2 separate regions of the Mus musculus genome follow, and region 1 is linked to region 2. A link is a loop called in an ENCODE intact Hi-C map of the cell type or tissue named here. Cell type or tissue: heart. All regions are shown on one strand. Each heading gives the region's core, and the rest is flanking DNA. Links, peaks and the distances in the headings are about the cores only.

Region 1 (3,311 bases), core at 230-2,729, 740 kb after region 2:
TACACGGTGGGTACACCACAACTCTCCTGTCCATGGATTTAGCCGATTATTCATCCTAGATCTGTGCTCTGTCTTCAAGTGATCATGTTGGATAGATGTGTCTCATGGCATACATAGAGAAAGCAGGATAGGAGAGAGCTACCAGGCATGTCACAGAACCCCATTCTGCTTGGCCACCACCACCACCCCCACACACACACACACCTGCTTTGCCTGTTCAACATGCTTCAGCTAGCTCTTCTTTGACCCTATGCATCTTTCCTCTCCTAAGCGCTGAGCAAGCGGTTTGTCCAGTCTGTACTTGCCTCCCCACTCAATGTGTTTATGGCTTTCTGCCGCTCTAATCAGCCTCTGACCCTATCAGAAAACCACAGAGGAAATGAAGTCGGTCTGGCTTGACTTTCTCTTGCTGAACTCTGTCTACACCTGACAGCAACAGCTCCCTGCTCACAGAACACATAAATCCAGGGTTTAATAACCCATCCTAGGATTTCGCCAGGCTTCAAAAATCACCCAGTCTGTCATGTCAGCAAACAGCCTTGTCCTTCTTGGTGATAAATCAGGGTGAAATTAGCATTTCACACACGCCATGACTCTCTGCCACAGTTTTTCAAACAAAACGCCTGGCATCTCGGCACTGCTGTAGGTGGGGTTGGGAAGGTTCGAGATCACAGCTGCTCCCTACAGTTGGCTCACCTGGCTGTCACCTCTCCAGTCTGCTTCTTTCCATTGGGGCCTGGAGACATCAGCCCTGCTTCCTAGCCAGGAGGAATTTCTGCAGCTGCAGCTTAGCCCCTGTTGCTTATTAATGCTTCTGGGTGCAGAGTTGTTCTGATGGTGGGATTCCTGCCTCAGCACGGAGCTGGAGCAGTCTCACCCTGCAGTGTGCACTCAGCAGAATGTTGACCTCTGCCCCAGCTCCTGCTCCTGTTCCTGCCTGGCCTGGCATCTCCAGCCTACTTTTAGAGAATATACCCAGAATTTATAGATACACTAGGTCATTCTGAGCGTTGATTATGAATTATCAACACCCTGAGGGTTTTTAAAGAGGAGGGTTTGAGTTGCTAACTTTTCCAAAGGCTGATCTAGATAAGTGCTGACTGCAAGGTTAGAGCCGGTTGGGGTAAGGACCTCTCTTCCTGCCTTAGGCATTTGATGAAGACATTCACTAATAACTGCAGATATCCAAGCAGTTATTATAATAATAATCACCCAAGCCTTGGTGACCTCTAGGCTGCAGGCCACCTTCCTAGGAGCTGGTAACCCTCCAGCCTTGCCATGGAGAGCATGCTCCACATCAGAGAGGGGACAGTCTCTGTCATATGAAGGCTTCTGGTTCCCTCTAGTGACGACTTCAGATACCTGCTCTTTGCCACTATTCCCAAGGAGATGCTGAGGTGGATTAGATGGGCAAGCCTGTCCCAAGTGGAACCCCTGTTCAGTCTCCCTCGTGACATGGGGTCTCAACAACAGTTGGGCTGTGGTCAAAGCCTCATTTTCAGAGCCCTACAGAGAGACTGTTCCCTTAAGAACTTACTAGAAGAATGTCTGTGGGTCAAGCCATTCTGCCACCCTTTCCCCTTGCCTGCAGGCTGGTCCCCAAATGTTCCTGTGTCACAGTCTTCATGTATGTCTCGGTGCTATTGTGGGGATTAAACAGTATTCAAAGCCCTGACACCCAGAAAGCATTTACTGAGGATCAGTTTGGATGCTGAATTACTGCTGCCTGCTGAGGGTTAAACTGAGGTAGCCGTGGGCTTCTGCTCCCTACGGTGAAGACAGCCTCGGGTCACCCTGTCCCAACTGTGTGAACATGTAAGCATGAGAGTGACTGAATAAGGAGTACTTATCCGGTCTTCAGTTTTACCTGTAGGAGTCCTTCCCACTAGGGTGGAACCTGATCTCTGACACTGAGTTCTGCGGACTTCCAAGGACCTGAGCTGGCCCTTGCAGCAATATGAAGCTTGGTGGACTCCACCACAGTACTGTGTAGCATGCCATCTCCCAAAGACTATGGAGAAAACTCATGGCGGCGTCTTAAGTACATTGAAAATGCACAGAGAGACAGGCATCGGCAGATGGGACCACTCCAGCAGGTAACGCTCCTAGAGAAATTGCCACCTTGGGTGGGAAAGCCGCTTTTCTGGAGCTTAGGAAGTTCACCTAGGCTCTAAGACATATGACATATGACATTCTAAGACATAATACTATAAACTTAAATTATAGACATTTACTTATACAGTCCTGGTGGTTGAATTCCAACATGGAGGTATAGGCAAGGGTGGAGACTGAGTCCCCTTTCCTTGCCTTGCAGATGGTCCATGTATTCACACAATCTTTCTTTTATGCGTGTGGCCTTGGTGTCGTTCTGTGTGTCCAAATCTCCTCTTATATGCAAAGTAATCAGGATGGAGAACCCATCATCCGAACCTTGTTTAATTGCCCCTTTTAAGGGCTTGTCTCCAAATAGAGTCATATTTTGAGGTGTATTCAAGTGTGGAACCCAAGGGCTCTGGGAGAGGGCCATGACATGCTCTCACCTTTGTGGAGGAAAGTCATTTGACTCAATCTCCTCGACACAGGTTCATGGAGGCCAGTCATCTAAGGGGCATGTGGTCTTACTGTCATGAAAGGTAGGGGGAATGAGAGAAGTTTTTCTTTGCTGGGTTGGAAAACCTATGTAGACAGCAGTAACAGCTTAGCATTGACATACAGCTTATAGCCAACGCATCAATATGCAGATGTGGGCAGAAGCAGCCCAGCTTCTATCAAGATAAGCTTGGATCACTGCTTTGCTTCACTGACTACTGCTAAGACTACTTATTGGCCTTGCCACTAAATGGCCCACTTTAGGTCTTTCTGTCTCTCAGTTGCCCCCTTCTGGAGGCTGCGGGTATGGACAATGGGAAACCAAAGGGGACCTCAGTGCCTCTACAAACAAAAGCTCTGTGAAGGTGACTGAAGTCACACACAGGACTCCATGCCCTTCTTGTTTGTGTATTAGGATGGGCTTCCCTCGTATAGGACTTCATGGTTCCGTCCTCTGCCCCACCAGTGGCATCTTCTTGCATCACCAGGCAATGCATTGGCATCATTCCGGGTTTAAGGATAGCCCAAGGGCTCTAGGATAGAGACAGAGCATGTTCCGAGCGTTGTGAAGGAGAGTTCTTTGACTCAAGCTCTTTGGTACACGCATCACATCCAGGTACCCAGAGGCTGGCCAGTCAGCCAAGAGGCCTGTGATCTCACAAACATGAAAGCTGGAGGGAAGGAAAGAAGTCTCTCTCTGCTGGGTTGAAAAGCCAAGTAGT
Region 2 (3,311 bases), core at 378-2,877:
TTAGGCAGTTCTGAAGTTGTGCAAACAATAGAGTGTGTGCACATACAAGCAAAACTAGGTATAGAGTTACCAGGCAACCTAATCTTAGGGGACTGTCATTGTCTCTGTAGTTCATCGTCATGTAGATTTATAGATCTATAGGTCTATAGATCAGAGAATGTTGCACCATACATACGTGTAACTTGGACTTGTCAGCCTAAAAGTAAATAAATAAAATGGCCTACCAAGAGCATCATATCACAAAAGAATGGTTTTCAAATGAATAGAAAACAAACTGTTAAGCAATTGTCAAATGGATGGGAAAGGAGTCACATTGGTTAAAGTCCTCCCAAAGCATTGCCAATTTTTACTTATCCACAGAGTCCTGAAGTGGGAGCGCTTCCGTTAGAATGCATGGGACGTGTTTACTGGCACTGTTCTGATGGTTTTCAGAAGGTTCCCTTTAAAAACAACCTGTGTTCTTCACTTTGAACAGTGGAAATATAACATTGTTATAGCTCATGATTGTCAAAGCATTTTGGTAGTGTGTTGCTCAGCTGTGACTAGTGAGCCAGAGAAAGCATGTTGCATACGGAACTCTGACTGTGTGCGTGCCCATCCTGGGTGATGAATAGATGGCTTGAAAGGAAGCTCAACATTTAAAAATTATATTGTGGGAAACACAATGTAGATACTTATGACATACAGAAACAGGAAAAATGTCTCATATAATACACACACATACTAGACAGAGAGAGACATACAATTTTTTGTCTAATATACATGCTAAGTATGTACATATACATGTTTTTTAAAGCCTAATTTATTTATTGAATCTGAGCTATTTTAACATAGGCGTGAGACAGGAAAAGATACTTTAAAGACTGAAATATTTATCAGATACCTTATGCAAATTTCTCATTTTCTTTATTTTAAATGGGTCAAAGAGTAACATGGAAGGTAAGTACACTTTAAGCGTCAAGAGTGGAGCTATTTCAGGTTATTTTTCTATGCAAAATCATGGCCCAGATGAATCCTGGAGCTCTGCAATCTTAGTAGACTAGAAATGTCCCCATGTGTTGTTCTTGGTGGGGTAAACAGAACAAGGTACCAGAAAGGGCCCTGGAAGTTTGATGGTTTATCATTTATAGTAACGCATGGTTGTGATCTTTTGCCTTCTCCTCCTTCCAAAGTCATGTCCTAAGTTTGCAAAGTTTTGGGCTCTACAGAGAAGATCTGAAGGGCTAACAGATTTTATTCTTTGGTGGGAGATAGTGCCAGTGTTTGAGAAAGGAGAAAGTATATTCGTACGACTGCCTTCGTCCGTTGTGTGGTTCTATAGCAGAATTTTGCTGACAGTTAATGTGTAATGAGAAGAGATATCTATGGCTCATGGTTTGGGTGGTTGTAAAGTTTCAGCAGCATGGTGCTCAGGTCATCTTAGCTGGTATGGAAGGCCTTCCGTATTTCAGCAAGCACGGAAGCACAGTGTGAATGGGATGATTGGAAGCTTCAGAGGCACCATGAGTCAACTCCACTGAGGTAACCTTCCTGGCAGTGTTTCCAAAGAGAAGCTACCTGCCAAGGCTGCTGAAGCACGCGGCTAATTAAAAACTTAAGTCTAAGGCTGTTTTATTCCGATACAAACACTAGAGGGCAGAAGCTACCTGGACCATGCAAGACAGTCTTTACTCGGAGGTTGGTTAGCTTTGTCACCCAGTCCCTATCCAGCAGAAGAAGACAGCCTTGGGGAAATGTTTATTTCCCATCACTCTATTCTTTAGGATATCTGTGAATGTGAAGACGATTCCAAAAGACATTTTCTGAAGGAATTCCTTCAGACTCCTTGTCTGCTCAGATCTGAAATAAGGAAATTTCTCTGGAGGAATTGTAGATCAGTAACCATTTGTTAAACATTTGTGTGGACCTGCCCTGCACCATAGTATACAGCTGAGTTTGAACCTAGGCTTATTTCACCAGCTTTTTACTGTTTCCTGACATTGGTTAATTTCTTATAACAAAACCCTTTGGGTATCCCTGGAAATTCATGAGAATAATGTGTTTAAGCAAGAAGACCTCCCCTCAAAGCCTGAACTCTTACACATATGGGAGGAGGCTCTTGACATAGCTCTATTTAAAAACCAGATAGCCACTGACCTAGCTGATGGTCATCGTAATGGCCATCATCATGGGACATTTTTCCTCCCACAGCTGAGCTGATTCATGAAAAGGTAATATCATAGACCAGAAGAAGTTCCTCTTGGGAGCCCCAGCACAGTCTCTTGGGTGTGAGTGTACTTATATCATCTAGAGAAAGGTTTTGAGGTCTAGGACTAGTTACTTGATCCCAGTTGCTTTATATTTAACATAGAAAAGCTTTAAACAAAGAGTCTGGAACATGACCACAAGTTTGAATTTCTAGGGTGAGAACAATGCCCACCCAGGAATGGATACCAACCAGAGCACAGGCAAAGAAGATTGGATGCAAGAAAGTGCGCATAAGACTTGTGTGGTTCTTCCCCACGTTCTCCTCTATAAGTTCCAGTGTCTTTGGTTTTATGTGGCATTCCTTGATCCACTTAGACTTGATCTTTGTACATGGAGATAAGAATAGATCAATTTGCATTCTTCTACATGCTGACCACCAGTTGAACCAGCACCATTTGTTGAAAATGCTGTCTTTTTTTCCACTGGATGGTTTTAGCTCCTTTGTCAAAGATCAAGTGACCATATGTATGTGGGTTCATTTCTGGGTCTTCAATTCTATTCCATTGATCTACCTGTCTGTCATTGTATCAGTACCAGGCAGGTTTTATCATAATTGCTCTGTAGTGCAGCTTTGAGGTCAGGGATGGTGATTCTACCAGAGGTTCTTTTATTGTTGAGAATAGTTTTTGCTATCCTAGGTTTTTTGTTATTCCAGATGAATTTGCAAATTGCCCTTTCTAACTTGGTGAAGAATTGAGTTGGAATTTTGATGGGGGTTCCATTGAACCTATAGATTGCTTTCGGCAAGATAGCCATTTTTTACTATACTAATCCTGCCAATCCATGAACATGGGAGAACTTTCCATCTTCTGAGATCTTCTTCGATTTGTTTTTTCAGAGACTTAAAGTTCCTGTCATACAGATCTCTCACTTGCTTGGTTAGAGTCACACCAAGGTATTTTATATCATGGACACAGGAAAAATTCCTGAACAGGACACCAGTGGATTGTGCTGTAAGACCAAGAATTGACAAATGGGACCTCATAAAATTGCAAAGCTTCTATAAGACAAAGGGCACTGTCAATAAGACAAAAAGGCAACCAACAGATTGGGAAAAGATCTTT

The links. Peaks named below come from ENCODE experiments on the same cell type or tissue, not always from the same donor. Only the 100,000 strongest peaks of a DNase experiment are listed, where the experiment ranks them.
Region 1: it touches region 2 in a loop (9-fold over the local background); 35 of 42 quality-filtered maps call a loop at or near these places.

The regions. Positions count from the first base shown.
Region 1 is chr7:74,369,420-74,372,730 of GRCm38, reverse strand. All of the region lies in intron 2 of Slco3a1 (solute carrier organic anion transporter family, member 3a1), which reads left to right. Among named protein-coding and RNA genes, the nearest start is that of Slco3a1, 180 kb to the left of the region's middle. In heart, for the core only: a CTCF peak has its summit at 1,348 (motif pointing left); a DNase peak (open chromatin) is centred at 1,330; H3K27ac peaks cover 775 bases.
Region 2 is chr7:75,109,157-75,112,467 of GRCm38, reverse strand. No RefSeq gene overlaps it. Among named protein-coding and RNA genes, the nearest start is that of 4930533N22Rik, 81 kb to the right of the region's middle. In heart, for the core only: a CTCF peak has its summit at 1,632 (motif pointing right); no DNase peak of the experiment used is centred there.